Linked DNA regions of Mus musculus: region 1 is linked to region 2. The links are chromatin loops, found by intact Hi-C in ENCODE. Cell type or tissue: heart. All regions are shown on one strand.

What was found. Hi-C counts contacts between places; a loop is a spot of excess contacts. Peaks named below come from ENCODE experiments on the same cell type or tissue, not always from the same donor. Only the 100,000 strongest peaks of a DNase experiment are listed, where the experiment ranks them.
Region 1: a loop joins it to region 2, with 5 times the contacts of the local background. A loop is called at or near these places in 1 of 42 quality-filtered maps.

The regions. Positions count from the first base shown.
Region 1 is chr11:70,050,822-70,054,821 of GRCm38, reverse strand. It overlaps Asgr1 (asialoglycoprotein receptor 1), which reads right to left and starts at 467. Exons shown (of 9, transcript NM_009714.3): 1 at 334-467. In heart, no CTCF peak of the experiment used is centred here; no DNase peak of the experiment used is centred here; H3K27me3 peaks cover 2,378 bases.
Region 2 is chr11:70,000,103-70,004,102 of GRCm38, reverse strand. Dvl2 (dishevelled segment polarity protein 2) reads right to left here and starts at 3,511. Exons shown (of 15, transcript NM_007888.4): 1 at 3,077-3,511. The coding sequence starts at 3,270. In heart, a CTCF peak has its summit at 2,025 (motif pointing left); DNase peaks (open chromatin) are centred at 1,432 and 3,572; H3K4me3 peaks cover 2,794 bases; H3K27ac peaks cover 1,550 bases.

The DNA.
Region 1 (4,000 bases), 51 kb before region 2:
GGATGAAGTCCAGTTCCCTTTTACATCTGACTAGGTGGACATACTTTCTGTCTCCCCTAACCCTATCTGCTCCCAAGCCTGACATCCAAAAATCTATCCTCTAGCTGGACATGATGACACATGCTTTTAATCCCAGTATTCAGGAAGCAGAGTCTGGTGGATCTCTGTAGGTTCGAGGCCAGCCTGGTCTACAGAGTGCATTCCAGACTAACCAAGGCTACATTCTGTCTAAGAAAAATCTCTCCTCTCCCATTCACACACACTGCGCATGTGAACCCATACAGCCACTCTCTCTTGGCTGTCACCCATCCCTTCTCCTCCTGCTGTACTTACTGAAGGTCCCTCAGCACCACGAAGAGCCCAGGCTAAGGAGGGGGCTGAAGCCTGAAGAACCAGGTGAAGAGCCCTGGGCAATGGGAGGGGAGGGGACAGGGTCCATCCAGGGCCCATGTGTGTCCGAGCACGCTGAACCTGGCATCACCAACACCGGGACTTTGAACCATAAACAGAGGTAGGAGTAGACTTGGAACTGGGGAGGTATAGGGGAGGAAAGAAGGCATGGGTGACCTCTATTCTATTTCTCAGAAAAGGGGAGTCTACACACACACACACACACACACACACAGAGGCACACACATCTACGCATGCACTTCCGCATGTTCAATACTTGTTACCTTTTTGTGGGTGAGACAGGCCTTAAAAGGCTAGGGAACAGTTTGCTGCTTGCCCTCAGAGCCCTCCCCCTTTCGGTCCTGAATTTCCCAGAATTGTCCGTATCTCCAAATATCCCTGACCAGGATCAGAGGCACCAACTGATTCCCCGCTCTTGCCCAATCCTGCCCTGTGACCTCAGTGTTATAATTGCAAGCTGTAGATTCCTGGGGTCTCAGCTCCAGGCTCCTCAGCCCTAACCTGACTGACTCACTCTATGGTAGTCCTCCAAGCAGCGCAGTGGTAACAGGAGGAGCAGCTCCCCTCTAGGATCAGGGCCAAGAAATCACTGATTCTACCATATGCCCCAGGACTTCAACCTTTCTCATCCCCAGAGAACAACCCATTCTGCAGGCAAGAAAGCTGAGGCTCTGGAAGACAAGGGCTTCTCAAAGCCATACTACACAGAAGAGCACAGACTAACACCCGGGCAGCCCAACTCAGTGACCTGTGTGCTGCCTCCAGCACCTCACTCAGAATGGGATCCTTAGCTGTCCCACGCACCAGGTCCCCAAATCCCCAGAGAGGCTTAAACATGGCCCCTCATGGTCCTGAGAGCTTCAGAGAGGCCTGTCAGAACTCAGGCTTGGGACAAGAGCAATATTCAACATATAATCCTCCTCCTGTTAGGCTCCACAGTGAGGAGTGGCCTCTGTGGCCGTCTAGAGCCTGTGAGCTATTCAGGAAGGTGCCGCTTACATAAATCCAACTACTCTGTGCGTCCTTGCTTGTCTGTGTCCTAAAAATCCGCATGTTTACATGAACCGGGCTTGCTGCCAGCGATTTTGGTGAAAATTGGGCCATTAATTTAACACTCTCTGATTTTGCCACTTACAATCTAGTTTATTCTGGCAAGCAAACAGATACAGATCCAGTCTGAATAGTAGCTCTACTCATAGAGGTAGGGACTAGCAGGGGGCACCGAGCCTCTTGCTCTCTCAGTGCTAGAGAGACCTCAGCCCTAGCTTGTAAAACTGGAAAATGCTGTAAACTCAGGATTTTTGCATCTTTCTATTTGCATATTGTCCTGGAAGAAGGCATTTTGAAATACAGTTCATACCTGAGAGCCATGCCCTAAGCTCATGGATCAGAGAGCAGTACTGGACTAATGTTAACACACATGCTTGAATAAATGTTAAGTGTGGATTGTGGATGTATGAATGAGTGTGTGTGTAGTTTTTCATCCCTTTTCAATAGATTTCTATTTAGAGAGATACATTTTATAATATATATTATACATATACTATGTATAAGTATAATATATAACATATAACATAGTATATATACATATGTATATATATATCCCATTGGATATGTGTACCAGTCATTTACCACAAAGTAAGTACCCCACAACTTAGCAACTTAAACAATAAACACAGACCATCTCCACTGTAAAGGTTAAAGTGCGGCTTCGACCATTGGTTCTGACTCAGAATAATCTCTCCTGAGGACACAACCATGATCTCAGTCAGTGCTGTGTTTGTTGAAAGACTGGACTAAGGCTGGAAAATCAACTGCCAAAGTGACTCACTCATAGGACAGGCAAGTTACTGTGGGTTGCTGCTTAGACTCCTCTGTTCCTCACCACACAGGCCTGTCCACGAGGCTGCTTGAATGTCCTCCTGACATGACGGCAGTGGGCTTAGCACCACACAGCCCATCATTTCCATGCCGTCCTCTGGTCTCCCAGGTCAGCCCTCCTTATCATGGAAAAGAACCACACACAATGTAAGTCCCAGGAGGCGAGAAGCCCTGGGACCTTCGAGGGGCAAGTAATCCCATATCACGGGCTCAGAGATCTCTTACGGATAGAACTACATAATCAACATATTTAGAGACTGTGTGGCTATATTCCAGGGCCATGAAGAGTTGCAAGTTGGGCTGGAGGTGCCATGACTTGGCGGTAGAGAGTTTCCCTGGCATGCCCAAAACCTTGGGCCCAATCCCCAGGATTTCAACAAAGGGAAGGGGAAGGTGCAGGCCAGACAGTGATGAGGCCAGATATCTAAGGGACATAGTGGCCTGGCCTTGGTGTGGAAATTGGGTTGGTCGGAGGGGCTAAGTGGCCCAGAGGCAATGAGATTGGTCAGGAGTATGCCTTGGAAGGGTATATCTCATCCTGGGACTGTCTGTCTGTCTCAATCTCTGTCAATCTCAAAATCTCTCTCTCTCTCTCTCTCTCTCTCTCTCTCTCTCTCTCTCTGCACTCTAGCCGCTCTGAAGTCAGCAACCTTCTCTACCACCCCCCACCCCCCACAGTGCCATGATGTTCATTCTCGCCACAGGCTCAAGGCAACCAAGCCAGGCAACCATGGGTGGAGCCCGCTGAAACCCTAGGCCAGGGCAAACCTTTCCTCCTCTGTCTTCCCAGGTATCTTTTCGTAGCAGCAGCAAACGTAGATGAGATCCCTGACCAGAGGAGGGCAGAGAATGGGCTCCAGTGCTGCCAGCTGGAGCTGCAGGAGACCAAGAAGAAAGAGAGAAATGAGTCTCTTTTGGGGGAAAGTAGAAACAAGGAAGATTTTTCAGGTTGTGAAAGGCCCAGACAGCTACAAAGCTGAGGAGGAGTGAGCCAAGGTGAGTGAGTGTGTGACGCTAAGGATGAACAAGGGGTGCCAAGGATGGGGGGCCCAGAAGGGGGTGGGGGAGAAGCCTGAAGCCTGTTATTAGACTATTCTGGGCTCATCTGAGAAGCTGGGTTAATGCCCATCTCAAGGGTTTGTTGAAGTTAAAGACAATGAGTCGGTTGTACTTAGTTCCGCAAGAGCCCATGCCGAGCGCTGTGTACTGAGCGCTGTAATGGTTTCTTCTCACCAGCAGCCCAGCAAGAGTTAGACTGTGTCTTGGTTACTTTTCTCGTACAGTGAAGAGACACTATGGCCAAGGCAAGTTGTTGAAATAAGTAAATAAATAAGGCATTTGGTTAGGGGCTTGCTTATAGTTTCAGAGGATGAGCCTGTGGCCAACATGGCAGGGAGTATGGCGGTGGCAGGCAGATGCGATGCTGGAGCAGCAACTGGGAGGGAGCGCATATCTGATCCACAAACAGGAGACAGAGAGAGCAAGACTGGGTGGGATTTTTTTAGACCTCAAAGCCTGTCCCCGAGTGACACACCTCCCCTAACAATAACACACCTCTTAATTCTTCCCCAAACTGTTCCACCAACGAGGGATGAAACATTCAAACCTATGAGTCTACGGAAGGCCGCTCTCATTCAAACCCCCACAGGTTAGAACTCTCAGCTCCAGAATGGGCATGGGGATACACAGAACAGATCCAGGGGCTCTG
Region 2 (4,000 bases):
GGCATATGTCACCAAACTTGGCTATGCCACTCAGCCAGCATGCATCACCATGCCCAGCTCCTCTGCTTTCACAGTGAAGTAACTTGCTTTTATACACAAATAAATAAATAAAAATTCTAGACTCTCTCATTTACCACTACCCCAACTCATCCTTAGAGGCACAATGCCACTCCAAAGACTTCTTCCCATTTGATCCAAACCTCAAAGTACCACTCCAAAGTCCCTTTGGGACAGTTCCCACAACTGCTCCAAATATCTAATTTAAGAGCCTGGCTGGCCGCCTAACCATCTCTGTCCTACACATCTGTCCCATAAAAGCCTCTGGTCCTCACGGAACCTGCTGCCTTTGAGTTCTCTCTAATTCACAAGCAGAGCCACCCAAATGTGTGGCTTTTCTGGGTAAAAAATCACCCTTACATGCAACAATAACAGTCCACGTGTGGAACGCTCCCATGGAGCGAGGAAGCTGGGCTTCCCAATTCCGGGCCACCTCACCTCACTAAGCAATCTGCTCGGTCTGAAAAATCCCAAAGCCCAGCCTCCCACAGGTTCCTGTAGTGGACTAGACCTGTTCCTTCCTTCTCATACCCACAAGAAATCATTAGTACCTATTAGATTCAACACATGTCCTGGGTGTGTGGCACAAGCCCTCACCTTTGTAAGCAAATCCATGTAGACAAACTATGAGCCATGAGCCATTCTTTCCCACACATAACACCCTCACCCTCAAATCAGAGCTTCTTCGGGGTGGGGATGGGGGCTAAAGAATTGGCTCAGTGGTTCAGAACACTCGTTCTCGCAGAAGACCCAGGTTTAGTTCCCAGAATCCACCTAGTGGCTCACAACTATCCATAGTTCGAGTCCCAAGGGATCTGACTTGTCTCAGCCAAGCTTTCCAGGCACCAAGCAGGCACACTGTGTGCACAGATTTGTCTGTGTGATTAGTTCTAGCCTAACGTACTCTGGGGGCTTGGGGATAGGCCTCACGAATACATTTGCTATCAAGACGGCACACGAGCTACTCAACATTAACCAACTCTTCCCAACAGAACCCCACCGGACATGGCCCAGTCTCCTCCAAAGCAAGCAGTTCTGTATCGTGTAATGTAGTCTATGAACTAGTTAGCTTCCATACTAAATGAAAATTACCAGTCACCAAGAATGTACCATGTGCCATGCACCGAAATTAAGCATTTTACACTATGATTATCACCATGCCACAGATGAAGAAATCAAAGCACAAAAGCTAAATAAATTGCCCAAAATTATAATGCAAAAAGAACAACCTTGATATAAACCCAAGACCAACTCCCTAGGCAGCATCACCTTCTCCACATCGAACAACTGTTAACAAGGGTCCAGCCTGTTCAGGGAGCCGAGGGGGATGTGCTCCCACCACAGGGACTTTCACAGGTAAGAAGTCTCTCCCCAACCCAGGTGGTAGGTCACCTTCCTGTCCCCAGGACCCTGCTATCCCTGCTTGTCAACTCAGGACATCATAGCCTAACACAGTCTGAGCTTGGGGACACAGAAGGCTCAGTCCCAATCTCTACAACAACAAGAAACTGCCTTAAATTATAGTCTCAGTCCAGCACAGGGTCACCCAGCATGTCACAAATCACCCCAGAACTCCATAGCCCCCAGCGTCCCCACACAAGCAGCCCTTTGCACCATACTGATTACAGTACCCCATTCTGCTATGATGTAGCAGTACCACTACCCCATTTGTTCCCACTTGTCCCTGTCTTGTAACTTGTAAAAAGCCCAGGTCTGGGCCAGGCATCCTGACTGCCACACGTTATCTAGTTCCAGCACTATGGATGCAGGTGTAGAGGCAGGGCTGCTACAAGTTCAAGGCAAGCCTGTTCTATATTGTGTTCTAGGTAGCTTCAGTAACAGAAGGAAGTTCTTGGCTCAGCAGCAGACTGACTGGCTCTGGAGAAGACTGGAGTTCAAGTCCCAGCACACACATAGTGGCTGGCAGATGCTAACTCCAGTTCTAGGAGATCCCATGCCATCTACTGGATTCATTGGGCACTGCATGCTTGTGGTACACACTATGCATGCAGAACACCCAAACACATAAAGTAGCTTTTGTTTGTTTTATGACAAGGTTTCTCTGTGCAGCCCTAGCTGTCCTGGCACTGGCTCTGTAGACCAGGCTAGCCTTGAACTCAGAAAACTGCCTGCCTCTGTCTCCCAAGTGCTCAGATTAAAGATGTGCACCACCACTGCCCAACACATAAAATATCTTTAAAAAAAAAAAAAAAGCAAAAAAATCCTCCAACTCTCTTCAGCCCCCAGGGGGTATCGGGGTAGCGGGGAGAGGAGGTTCTGGCCCTAAGAGGAAATAAGAACTCAGAAAAGTTCAGAATGGTACATGCTTTGCCAGGAAAGTCTACTTCAAAACAGCCTAATATATCCCAATAGATCTCGCTGCAATATTACAGACTCTACCATCCCAAAATAATACTATGGAACCTGATTAATAAGCCAGAATAGCCTAATTGTCTCACTATAGCCCGGTCTACATAAAAACACTGCATGCCCAGCATATTGGCTCACACCTGTTTATTTCAGCTCTGGGGGCTAAGGCAGGAACTCCATGGGTTCGAAGCCAGCCTAGGATACAAGGAATAAAGCCCTACCTCCAAACAAAAGAACAAATCAAAACAGGCAAACAAAATTACAGACTATCTCTATCTAACTCGCGTGCAGACGTCTGAGAGCGAGCATCCCAGCTCACCAAAAGATAGATGGCTCTAATCTCCGCACAGCCTAGCATAACCTCAAGCATCACTTCTTTGCCTTTTGGCTAAAATCATGGAGAGAGAATGGCCAAACAAACCAGTGTTCCCCATTCCTCCAACCTAATTTTCTCGCCATCCAGCCCTTTCTTCTATGTGTCCAAATATAACCTTGTCCGTCTTGGGATGGGCTTTCTACCTTAGCACAGTACAATATGCTATGCTCCACTACAGGCCAGAAACAGTCCAAGGTAGACCGGTCTCCCTCAATATCGCCCAATCCACTCTAGCATACCCACCGTCCTTCCCAGTCTAGGCCTCGCGCTTACCCAAAATCCTGATCCATGGACTTGAAAAAGTACTTGGCGCCCGCGGGCCGCTGCAAAACGCTCTTGAAATCGCCGAGCGTGATGCGCTCCGCCGGGACAGGGATCTTCACCAGGTAAGGAGTCTCTTCTTCATCCAGATGGTAAATCACCTTCGTCTCGCCTACACCACCGCCCCCCGCGCTGCTGCCCGCCATGGTCTCGCTCGCGCGCTCCCGGGCTCAGCCGCCCACCCAACAGGACTAAGCGCCCCCGCCGCGCCTGCGCACACCCGCAAACTGACGCGCTAGCGCCAACAGCGCAGGGCCAGTGCGGAAGACGTGCCCAAGGAGGATGGCGGGGACCAGCGGGCTGATCGGGAAGAGCTGTGTGGCGAGACTCAAAACCTAGACCGCACAGTCGAGGGCCACTAGCTCCACGGACGTCGCGAGCAGCACCGAGGTCCCCGCCCACCTCTCCCCATGCCACGTGACCCAAGCCCGCCCACTTTGCGCAGCCGACTGTGCTTCACGTGACTTCCTTGAGTCACGTTACTACAAGCTCCACCTAGACACTCACGTGACCACTGCCTTGAGCAACGGTCTTCAGCCCTAGACGACTCCGCCCCCAAACGTGTACAACCCGCCCCCCCCCCTCCCAAGTACCTTAGCAAGCTTCTACTCTTGGAATGCTGGCAACTGGCCCCCACTTTGCCTTACCCATCTGAGGTTCAAGGCACCTCAATAGCAACTATAAGAGGGGCGGGGATATGGGCTGATGAGTGAGAATTGTAACCTGGGACCCTTAGGGCAGTACTCCTACTAGACTGTACTTGGGATGAGAAAGCCGAAATAGTCTTCAGAGATGTCTGAGGGGCATTAGACAGTGCCCAAGCCAGATTTGGCCCCTAAACTTCCCATCTCCACCTCCCAAATTGTGGAATTACAG